2 separate regions of the Homo sapiens genome follow, and region 1 is linked to region 2. Evidence: chromatin contacts called from ENCODE Hi-C or POLR2A ChIA-PET data. All regions are on one chromosome and are shown on one strand. The core of a region is the stretch at or near the end of the contact, and the rest is flanking DNA. Distances in the headings are between cores, read along the strand shown.

Region 1 (5,537 bases), core at 1,401-3,900, 67 kb after region 2:
ATACTAGGGTCTTTGGCAAGACAGAGAAAAGAGGCAGTGACCCCTATGGCATAATTGGCTAAAGAGGACCGTCGTTATCAGCAAGAATATATCTTGGATCTTGTAGATGTTTCACTCTGAGGCTGGACCTGGAAGGACCATTTTTCTTCAACAATCCTTTTATAGGCAGGCTCTGACAAACCTAAGTAACACTTCTTTCCTCCCTCAACACACAAAAACATCTTCTCCATTATGAGGACAGCCAGCTGAAATGACTGGTCATACCTGGTCTGACCCACAGGAGGGAAAAGAGAAAGATGTTCATTCAAGATGGATTCAAGGGCCGGGCACAGTGGCTCACGCCTGCAATCCCACCACTTTGGGAGGCCAAGGCTGGCGGATCACAAGGTCAGGAGATCGAGACCATCCTGGCTAACGCAGTGAAACCCCCGTCTCTACTAAAAATACAAAAAAAAAAAAAAAAAAAAAAATAGCCGGGCGTGGTGGCGGGCACCTGTAGTCCCAGCTACTCGGGAGGCTGAGGCAGGAGAATGGCGTGAACCCGGGAGGCAGATCTTGCAGTGAGCCGAGATCAGGCCTCTGCACACCAGCCTGGGCAACAGAGCGAGACTCCGTCTCAAAAACAAAAACAAACAAACAAACAAAAGATGGATTCAAGATAGAACAGCTGACCTAATAAGGTTCTCAGGGGGGACAATAAGGAACTATTTTTGCTTCCCTTAGACTCCTTGTATGTAAGTTTGATACCTAATTAAATTTTTTTTTCCGATAATGGACTGTAACTTTCTGCCCTTCCAAGGTCATAGTCAAGAGGTTACATTTGTTTGCTCCATCTTTGCTTCTAGATGGGAGCTCCTTTAGGGGCGGGACCAGACTTTATTCATCCTTGGATCCCCTGTGCCCACTGGTCCTGGCACATAGCAGATGCCCAATAAATGCCAAATAAATGACTGAATGTTTAGAATGAGGGTCTTTACAGCATTGAGCCTTTCCAATAACCCGGAGAGAGGCTTTTGGCCGAGCAACTAGTCTACCCCAGAGAGAAAGGACAGTCTGAACTAGAGAGCCACAGGGAGTAGGAAGGTCTGCTGGGTATGGGGAGCAGAGGGAGCATGAGAAGAAAACGTGGTTCATTACATAGCCCAGGTTGAACAGACAGATGAAAATCGCACCCTCCAGCTTCATGTTCCACTGTCTGACTGGTCATTATATAGGGCCGACATTTATCTGGTCTCCAGGCAAATTCTATAATTTCAGCTCCGTCTGAAGCAACACAGTAACACTGACTCAGTGGCCTAGATTCCACAAGTGCCACATACCTTGCTTTAGCTTAAATCAGGCATTGTTTTGTCTGGCTGCTAGGACTGGCTCAGGTCTGCTAACAATAAGATGCTTATGCATGGCCCTTTCATGCAGTCAGTCTTTTAAATTTTTTTGCCTCTCTTGAAATCCTGGAAATGATTCCTAACAACGGTTAATCTAAAAATCAGCTGGTTTTGGTCAATATAATGGCGCCCCTTCGAACTCACATTCATGGAATATGGAAGCTGGAAGGAAGAGTAGAAACTAGTTCTGCTTCTCAGGTAAGGAAATCCGTGCCCAGAGAGTTGGGCTGGGTTCCAGCCAGTTAAAACTAGAACTCAGAGATGCTGTCCCGAGCCCTTTTACTTCTGCTGCCTGCCCGCAATTGCGGTCACACCTGCTTCAGACACTTCCAGCTCAATCCTCCCTCCATTTTCTGTGCAACTAGGGTCCTCTCTGGAGAGCTCTTAAGCCATCAGCTCTAGGAGAGAAGTGGGCAGACACAAATCTTTCACAGGTTAATTTTCCTTGGAACATTCTGGGTGATTTTTTTGTAAAGCCCGATTCTCAATGGTGTTGATTTCAGGGTAGTGTTCCTCACTGAGAGCTAAGGAGGCGTTGCAGAAGTGCGCTGATTAGCTAGAATTGACCATAAACAGAGTGGCGCGGCGGATGGGCAAAGGGTGGGCAGCGAACTGGCCCAAATCATCTGTGCATCACCTCACAAGCACCAACTGAGCACTTACTGTGTGCCTGGGTAATCCACAGCTGCCTAATTAAGAACGAGCAGCTGCCTTCCAACCCTCCCCTGGCCCGAGGAGCCCTACTAACTGGCAGATTGAGGGACTTCTGATTCTCATCGTGGGTCTGGCCTTAACTAGGGTCGCGACTCCAAGCAAGTATTTAAAATTCTCCAACCCAGGTGGCCTGAGGCTTGAGAAGAAATAAAAGGCTTCTCAAAGGGATGACAGTTTCGGGAAGTTTTTTTTTGGGGGGGGGACTGGAAAAATACCATAAAAGGCATTTTGGGGGTCACACACACACAAGAGCAGAAGCGCTGTGAGCCGCCCTGCAGGCTCCCTGCCCCGGGAGCCACCTTCCACCCGCCCCCGGGCGGAGGCGGCCAACTCCCGCCCAGCGGGCTCCCCAGTTCGGCCCCGAAAAGCCGAAAGGGGGGCGCCTTTGTCTATAAGCGCCGCACGGGCGCTCCTGATTGGCTGTAGCTAAGCAGGGCTTTCTTCCGCGCTCCTTCGGAGCGCTCCCTCCAGCGTCGCCGGCCCCGTTCCATTTTCACAGCTCCTCCTCCCCGGCCGCGCGCCCCTCCCGCCCCGCGCGCGCCTCCTCTTTCTCGCGGCCGAGTTCAGCCCGGGCAGCCATATGGGGGATACGCCAGCAACAGACGCCGGCCGCCAAGATCTGCATCCCTAGGCCACGCTAAGACCCTGGGGAAGAGCGCAGGAGCCCGGGAGAAGGGCTGGAAGGAGGGGACTGGACGTGCGGAGAATTCCCCCCTAAAAGGCAGAAGCCCCCGCCCCCACCCTCGAGCTCCGCTCGGGCAGAGCGCCTGCCTGCCTGCCGCTGCTGCGGGCGCCCACCTCGCCCAGCCATGCCAGGCCCGGCCACCGACGCGGGGAAGATCCCTTTCTGCGACGCCAAGGAAGAAATCCGTGCCGGGCTCGAAAGCTCTGAGGGCGGCGGCGGCCCGGAGAGGCCAGGCGCGCGCGGGCAGCGGCAGAACATCGTCTGGAGGAATGTCGTCCTGATGAGCTTGCTCCACTTGGGGGCCGTGTACTCCCTGGTGCTCATCCCCAAAGCCAAGCCACTCACTCTGCTCTGGGGTAAGTCCCGCCGGCGCCCCCTGCGCCCCGGCCTCCGTGGCCAGGCCGCGCTGGGGCGCGCGAGGTCGCCGCTCGCCCCTCGGCTGCGGGCGGTGCGCAGCGACCCCCGGTCTCCCCTCGCCTCCCGCTGCGCGCCGCGGCCCCCTTGGCATCCAGTTTTCCGTCCCTTGGGACGGGCAGGTGTTTCTGTCCCAGTATTTCAACTTCCGCCCCCCCCCCGCCCCCACCCCGCCGCGGTCTGCCTGAGGAAGCGCATTTGCCGGCTTCCCGATGGAGAGCCGGGGGGGACCCGGAGTCCTGCGGTGCCACCGCTGTGCGCAGAGGCGCGCGAAGGGAGAGGCTCGGCACAGGCTGAATCGGCTCCCAGCGAGGGAGGACGGGCGGGCGATTGTGTCACCTCTGCGGTCCCTGGGGCTCTCCTATCCCCCCCATCACCTCCGCGGGTCACGGACCTTGGGGACAGAGATGAGGACAAGTAAGGGAGTTGGACCGGGGAGGAGAGACCCGGCACAGGATAGAGTCTTGGTTTACGCGCACCAGATGGAAGATACCGGTTCCCCTCTTGCCTCTCCAAGGCCCCTGTCCCTGCCCCCTCCGCAATCTTCTATGCCCATTTGCAGTTCTCGGTGAAGTTTCTCGGTGAGCAAACCGATCCCATGGCGAGAGCGGTCTGACCCTAGCACGAAGCTCCGACTGTGGCTGTGCAGAGCCTTCTCCAAACCCTGTTCCCATGTGGCCAGTGGGAACCTGTGGCTCTCCTGGTACCCTCCTTCCGTGCACCCCCACTCCTGCCAGTAGGGAAGGGAGCCCGGGCGCCGACCACCATTCCCCTTCCCCTGGGCCCCAGGGACTGCGTGCCCACCCTACACGACCCCAGTCGTTGATCTTTGAACCACTTCGCAGCCGCCCTGGCCGCAATAACTGGTTTTGGCCTCCTTTACTGAAGCGGCAGTAGCCAGGACAAAAGGCACAGGCATTGATATGCTGAGTGAGAATTTGACGAGGTAATCCAAGATGCCCTTCCAGCTCCCGTTTCCCTGATCTCTAGGGGCGGGCAGGAGAAACACAACCTACTTTTATTTCCAGAGGGGAAGAGGAAGGAAGAAAATAAGACCTCTTTCTACAGGGCTTTTTTGGCATGGTGCCAGCTGCAAATGCCTAGGTAGATAATGGGGCCACTATGGTTCCAAGCCTTCCCTTGAAATCCTGCAGTCCCTGCTCTTGGAAGTAAACCCATCCAGAAGTGGGTACCTCTTAGGGGGTGTGGCTCAGGGAGGGCATAGCAGAGTTGACGGATGGTGAGAGAGGTAGGATCTTTGGGGATCCCTAAAGCCTTTAAAGTCTCCCCAAAGCTCTGGGAAATCTCCTGCTTCATCTTTCCTTCTCTCAGTGCACCTCCTCATTTCTGTGTCCTTTTCACCATCACCTTTATGTGTTGGTTTAATTCTCCAACTGACTGTAGACTGTATGATGTTCAGCTGTTGCTTCATCAACACACTCCGACACTGCCAACCAAAGCCCTTATTGCCCAGAGTTCTCCAACAAGCTCCTCTCTCCCCCCTGCTTCCAGAGGCAGGGCTGGGCTTGGTCCTCAGAGCCTGGTGACCTCTAGGGGATTGAGGCTTATCTTTAATAGCTGTGGTGTTCAGAGAGTGCTCAGGGAAAAGTGAGCACTTAAAATATTATCTTACATGCCTAGGGCTCACTGGCTCCACTTCTTACAGCCTCTGAGCCCCAAGACCCTGGCACTGGACCAGGAGCCACAAGGACAAGGCCCCTCTCTCCAAGTTTGCCAGGTCACCTCTGCCCTTTCCGGACCGCTCTCTGTGGTGAAGATAGAACCTTTGTTCTGAAAGATCTTGGCTTAGAGGACACCTCCCAGGCCCCAGTGTCCTCTAGCTTCCTTAGAGAAGTTAACACACTGAAGGAATCTGGTTTCCCCTTTGTGACTCATGTCCCAAACCCCATTCCATACCTTCCTGGATAAATTCTGCCTGTGCTTCATCTGCTATTTCCTAAGTCTTTTTTTTTTTTTTGAGACAGAGTCTCGCTCTGTCGCCCAGGCTGGAGTGCAGTGGTGCGATCTCGGCTCACCGCAAGCTCCGCCTCCTGGGTTCACACCATTCTCCTGCTTCAGCCTCCCAAGTAGTTGGGATTACAGGTGCCCGCCACCACGCCCGGCTAATTTTTTGTATTTTTAGTAGAGATGGGGTTTCACCGTGTTAGCCAGGATGGTCTCAATCTCCTGACCTCGTGATCCACCCACCTCAGCCTCCTAAACTGCTGGAATTACAGGCGTGAGCCACTGCGCCCGGCCCGTAAGTCTTAATTCTCTCCCCACCTTCATTGCCTCCCTAAAAAAAAAAATAGCAGACAATGGTAGATATTAGAGTTTTA
Region 2 (6,137 bases), core at 724-3,223:
CCCAGCTGCTTGGGAGGCTGAGGCAGAATAGTTGCTTGAGCCCAGGAGGTGGAGGTTGCAGTGAGCTGAGGCTGCTGCCATTGCACTCCAGCCTGGGCGACAGAGCGAGACCCTGTCTCAAAAAAGAAAAAAAAAAGTTGACTCTAATAGAGTGTGCTGGTCTTTCAAATGCATCCATTATTTTGAACACAGAAAAGCCTCAGTTTTTAAAATGCGTTTATTCAAATCTGATTGAAATTTTAAGCTGCATTCCTGTTAATCAGAATAGGTCATCGTAATGGATCATTCTTGCACTTTAAAAAATCTTAGTATTCTTTTTCCTGGCTAAAGATACTTTCTACAAAAAAATATTCAATTTAACTATACTTGTTGACCACATTAATTCAGGTGTTTTGGTTACAAAGTGGCCATACCATTTTCTGAGTTTTGTTGTTTGTTTTTTGTTGGCCTAGGTGTTATATGAACTTCCCACCAACACACAGTGGTGCTTCGATATTCAGTGGTGTCCCCGAAATCCTGCTGTCTTATCAGCTGCTTCGTTTGATGGGCGTATCAGTGTTTATTCTATCATGGGAGGTAGCACAGATGGTTTAAGACAGAAACAAGTTGACAAGGTAATAGGAAGTGTTAAAGTTTTCTATTATAATGCCTGAAAAAAGTATGTGTTGTGTAATATTTTGAAATGACTTCACTGATTAACAATGCTGGTTAATTGGACAATTGTGATCAAAAATTTTTTTGGATATGACTGGAAAAAAATGAAACTTTGTGTATGGTCGGATGCTTATGTTATTATTATCTTTTTTAGCTTTCATCATCTTTTGGGAATCTTGATCCCTTTGGCACAGGACAGCCCCTTCCTCCGTTACAAATTCCACAGCAGACTGCTCAGCATAGTATAGTGCTGCCTCTGAAGAAGCCGCCCAAGTGGATTCGAAGGCCTGTTGGTGCTTCTTTTTCAGTAGGTGGATTTTGTTTTTATGGTCCATAGGCACAAAGGACTTTTTATACCAAAGTGTTATTATAGAGTCACTCTGATGGAAGCAATCAGGGTTTAAGTTGGGATTTGAGATGTACTTGTGGGTATTTCATCATTCAAAATGGTTTCTCTGAAAAATTGGAACCTACTCTTTTTTTTCCCTTTTTTAAAAATCATGGTAAAATATACATAAAATTGATCATTTTGTTCATTTTTAAATATACAGTTCAATGGCATTAAGTACATTTACATTGTTGTTGTGTAGCCAACACTTTATATTCCTCCCCTCCTCCATTTTTTTGTTTGTTTGTTTGTTTTTTTGAGACAGTCTCACTCTGTTGTACAGGCTGGAGTGCAGTGGCACAACCTTGGCTCACTGCAACCTCCGCCTCCTTGGTTCAAGCGATTCTCCTGCCTCAGCCTCCTGGGTAGCTGGGATTACAAGCACGTGCCACCACACCTGGCTGGTTTTTGTATTTTTAGTAGAGATGGGGTTTTACCATGTTGACTGGCCTGGTCTTGAACTCCTGACCTCAGGTGATCCACCCGCTTCGGCCTCCCAAAGTGCTGGGATTACAGGCATGAGTCACTGCACCCGGCCCTCCTCCCTTTTAAATTTGTCTTCCTTCTCTCTCTCTCTGTCTCTCTTTCCCTCCCTCTGTCTCTCTTTCCCTCCCTCCCTCCCTTCTTTTTCTTTTCTTTTCTTCTTTTTTTCTTTTCTTTTTGCAGGGAGTGTCCTCCCTCTTCTTCATCCTTTTAGCTTTCTTTTTTAATTGCCAGCTTTTTTTAATGGTAAAAAATGCATAATATAAAATTTTAATTGTAAAAAATGCATAATATAAAATTTACTATCTTAACCATTTTAAAATATACACTACAACCATTTTTAAATATATACTACAGTAGTGTTAACTATATACACGTTGTTGTGCAACAGATCTCTAGAACTTTCTCATCTTGCAAAACTGAAACTCTGTGCCCTTGAACAACAGCTCCCCATTTCCTGTTTCCCTTGAATCCCTGGTAACCACATTCTACTTTGTTGCTAGGAGTTTTCTACTTTAAATTACTCATATAAATGGAATCATGCAGTACTTGTCTTTTTGTGGCTGGCTTATTTTACTTAGCTTAATGTCCTCAAGGTTTATCTGTGTTGTAGTGTGACAGAATTTACTTCTTTTTAGAGGCCAAATAATATTGCATTGTATATATATATATATATATATATATATATATATATATATATATATATACCACATTTTTTTTTATCCATTCATTTGATGGTCATTTTGGTTGCTTCCACCTTTTGGCTATTGTGAATAAATGCTGTGGTGAACATGGGTTTGTAATTATCATTTTGGGATCCTGCTTTCAGTTTTTTGGGACATATACCCAGAAGTGGGATTGCTGGATCATAGGATGGTTCTATTTTTAAGTTTTTGAAGAACCTCCATACCATTTTATAGCCGTTTTACCATTTTACATTCTCACTAGTGGTGCACAAGGGTTCTAGTTTCTCCACATCCTCTCTAGCACTTTTTGTTTGTTTCTTCCTTTTACATTGCTGATACCTTGCCTAATTCTTTCATGCCAAACTTCTAATAGCTTGATTTCATATTTGTTGCTTGTCTTTTCCCCCTCTAATCTCTACTACATATTCCAAGATTAATCTTCCTAAAATGGACCTTTGAATATGTTTTATGTCACTCGTAAGTCTGTTCTTTGGATCTGCTTAATCTTCTCATCGTCCTATCTGGTCTTCTCTATCTGGGTGGATCACTTGAGGTTAGGAGTTCAAGACCAGCCTGGCCAACATGGTGAAACCCTGTCTACTAAACATACAAAAGTTAGCCAGGCATGGTGGCCGGCACCTGTAATCCCAGCTACTCAGGAGGCTGAGGCAGGAGAATCACGTGAACCCAGGAGGCAGAGGTTGTAGTGAGCCAAGATCCCACCTTTGCACTCCAGCCTGGGTGACTAAGAGCGAAACTCTGTCTCAAAAAAAAAAAAACCAAAAAACCAAAAAAGTACATTTCATCTAGAACAGAAATTGAAGTGGTGTCAGACTGTGGCGCATGAGAGGTTGTATCAACTAATTTCATCCAGATTATCTGTTTAGGCCACTTTATAAGCACTTTTTTTGGCCATATCCTTGGGTTAACACTGAGTTTGTTCATTCTCTCTTTTATAGTTTGGAGGCAAACTGGTTACGTTTGAGAATGTCAGAATGCCTTCTCATCAGGGAGCTGAGCAGCAGCAGCAGCAGCACCATGTGTTCATTAGTCAGGTTGTAACAGAAAAGGAGTTCCTCAGCCGATCAGACCAACTTCAGCAGGCTGTGCAGTCACAAGGATTTATCAATTATTGCCAAAAAAAAATTGATGCTTCTCAGACTGAATTTGAGAAAAATGTGTGGTCCTTTTTGAAGGTAAAGTTGCTGTTTAAAGCTATATTATTTCATTATCTGCAAATTTAACTGTTCCTTTATATTCTAAATCTGTCCTCCTATTAAAGAAACAATTGAAAAAGTGTGATTTCAGCAATTCATCATGAAATTAAGAAGCCTTATAAAGAGCATACAACCTAACTTATGTCCAGAGTTTTTCCTTCTCTGCTTTGAAAAGTGTAATATGAAATACATTTTTAATAAGTAAAAAAAAATAATAATAGGTCTGTTTAGAGGAGAGCGACATAGTCAGCACACCTATTTTGAAGATGAGTACATAGAGTTTACTATAATGAAAACAGAATATTTAACATCTATAGTAGATCTAGTTAAGGAAAATGAAAAAAGAGGAAGAGGAATAGAGGAGAGAGGTTGGAGGCATTTTTCCTTTTACTTTAAGAGGAGTTAGATTAGAATAACAAATAGAATTTCCTGGTTGGTCATTTTGCCTCCACTGGAATGTCTGTTTCTTTATACGGTACTGGTTTTTCAAAGGTAAAGCAGTCTTGAATACAGTTAGGTTAAAGTATAAAATTAAAGAATTTATATTTTGTAATAATTTTGGGAAAGAATTTTAGGACATAGAATATTCCACATAGTTTGAGTTTTGTATCAGTTTAACCTTTGGACATAAGTTTGTATTTACAGAAATTACTGTTCAAAAGTAAGCTTTATTCAACCAGGATAATTAATTACTAGTATATTTACTATTAATAAATAACTTATTTAAAAAAATAATTCTGGGCACATGTTCTCAGGACCTCCTGAGGCTGGGTCTCCAAATAAAAAACAAAAAAACCCACTATTCTTTGGATTCCTTCAAACAGTGAATCTTTAGAATGTAGACTTCAGATATTTTTAATAATTCTCTTTGGAATTTGATTCATTCTTATAAAAATTCGGCCTTTAAATGTAGGTCTTTGTTTTAAGAATATGTCTTTTTTTTTAAAGGTAAACTTTGAGGATGATTCTCGTGGAAAATACCTTGAACTTCTAGGATACAGAAAAGAAGATCTAGGAAAGAAGGTAAACTTTTGGGAAAGTTAGATGGCATGCTCTTTATGAATCATACTTTTAAAAAATAAAGTTCTACACAGATTATCTCAAATCACCCAATAAACATTTAATAATAATTTGTGTTTGGTTGCCAGCGTTTTTTCCCTTTTTCTTTTTCTTATTCTCCATCATTACCCACAGTGGTTGCCAGAGTTTTGAATACATATTGATAAATGACTATGTAACTTGTATTAGCCTTTCATCATTCTTTGGAAATGGCTAGAGTTTTCTATAGCATTGCAGGTTGTTGCATGTGTGGTAGAGGTATACTGTGCACTTTAAGTGCATATTGAAGATTAGTGCTCTTTTGATGTCAGGCAGAACTAACTAAGATCACATCACAACCCCACTGCTTAGTGGCTATGTCTTTGCTCACTCCTTTAGAGTTTTATATTTAACTTTATTAGTAGTCTAAACTTCTTGAGGCTGTAACTTTTTTAGGCTTGTAAGAGATTGATATGAAAGTTTTACTTGCATGCCTGATGGCAAAAAATGAGGAAATAGAATGATTGTCGGATTATTTCTAATTACTTCCATGTGAAAGAAGCTAGCACCATGGAGAACCAGTTCTGCATAGCTTTTTTAATTTTTTTAAACATACTATTCCTATAAGAACTTTTGTGGATTTTCGCCAGTGAGAAGCAAGAGGTGAACATTTGCTGGATGCTCTGAAATAGAATTCCATGTAGTAGGTGAGCTGTTATTTTTATTTCAGATTGCTTTGGCCTTGAACAAAGTGGATGGAGCCAATGTGGTAAGAAGGCCTTTAAAAATAGCTACCTTCTAAAACTTTGGCTAGGTCATAACGAAGAAGGAAATATCATTTAAGAAATTTGTGTTTTATGCTTTATGGTATAAAAATAAATGCTTATTCTAGATATTTTAATAAATTAATAATTCTCATTTTAAAATAACATGAGCTTAGCTGGTAGAGCATTCCTTTCTCTTGACATACATATTTGAATTTTGTAAAGCAGGAAAAACAGAATTAATGACTACTCAAATACTTAAGATAAAATTTTTTTTTTTTTTTTTGGCCAGGAAAAAAAAAATGGTAGGAAAGAATGGGAAAGTGGGCCGGGTGTGTTGGCTCATGCCTGTAATCCCAGCACTTTGGGAGGCCGAGGCAGGTGGATCACCTGAGGTCAGGAGTTCAAGACCAGCCTGACCAACATGGTGAAACCCTGTCTCTACTAAAAATACAAAAATTAGCTGGGCGTGGTGGCACATGCCTGTAATCCCAGCTACTTGGGCGGCTAAGGCAGGAGAATTGCTTGAACTGGGAGGCGGAGGTTGCAGTGAGCCGGGATCGTGCCACTGAACTCCAGCCTGGGCGACAGAGTGAGACTCGGTCTCAAAAAAAAAAAAAAAAAAAAAAAAAAGAATGGGAAAGTGTTAGCAGTAATAGTTCTTTGCTTTTCCTCTAATGGTATTTCTCAAATAAATTTACTCACTGTTGCTTCTTATGATTAAACTAGCTCTGAATGTTGTTGGTTGGGTCTTTTGTCTTCCTGGTTCACTAATAGCCTTTTAATACTACATTCTTCACCTTCCCCTGTAATTGTTTTGTGTACCAAAGGCTCTTAAAGACTCTGACCAAGTAGCACAGAGTGATGGGGAGGAGAGCCCTGCTGCTGAAGAGCAGCTCTTGGGAGA

The links. Hi-C counts contacts between places; a loop is a spot of excess contacts on that map. ChIA-PET counts read pairs that join two places held with the same protein, here RNA polymerase II (POLR2A). Pooled maps may share reads with other maps.
Region 1: a pooled map shows a loop between it and region 2 (2.1-fold over the local background). The contact joins the promoter of SCD5 here to the enhancer-like site in region 2. A Hi-C loop is called at or near these places in 1 of 50 pooled maps. POLR2A ChIA-PET finds 5 or more read pairs at or near these places in 4 of 52 experiments (GM10248, PC-9, Panc1 and 1 more).

Annotation. Positions count from the first base shown.
Region 1 is chr4:82,795,909-82,801,445 of GRCh38, reverse strand. SCD5 (stearoyl-CoA desaturase 5) reads left to right here and starts at 2,650. Exons shown (of 5, transcript NM_001037582.3): 1 at 2,650-3,140. The coding sequence starts at 2,909. RefSeq lists enhancers at 1,492-2,208, 2,209-2,926, 3,903-4,424 and silencers at 2,295-2,714, 3,045-3,094.
Region 2 is chr4:82,861,632-82,867,768 of GRCh38, reverse strand. It overlaps SEC31A (SEC31 homolog A, COPII component), which reads left to right. Exons shown (of 27, transcript NM_001077207.4): 9 at 453-614; 10 at 809-961; 11 at 3,171-3,407; 12 at 4,377-4,451; 13 at 5,197-5,235; 14 at 6,061-6,137. Among named protein-coding and RNA genes, the nearest start is that of SEC31A, 26 kb to the left of the region's middle. Within about 2 kb of position 1,973, at least 6 of the 41 ENCODE cell types and tissues checked have a DNase peak (open chromatin) inside an H3K27ac peak, as active enhancers do.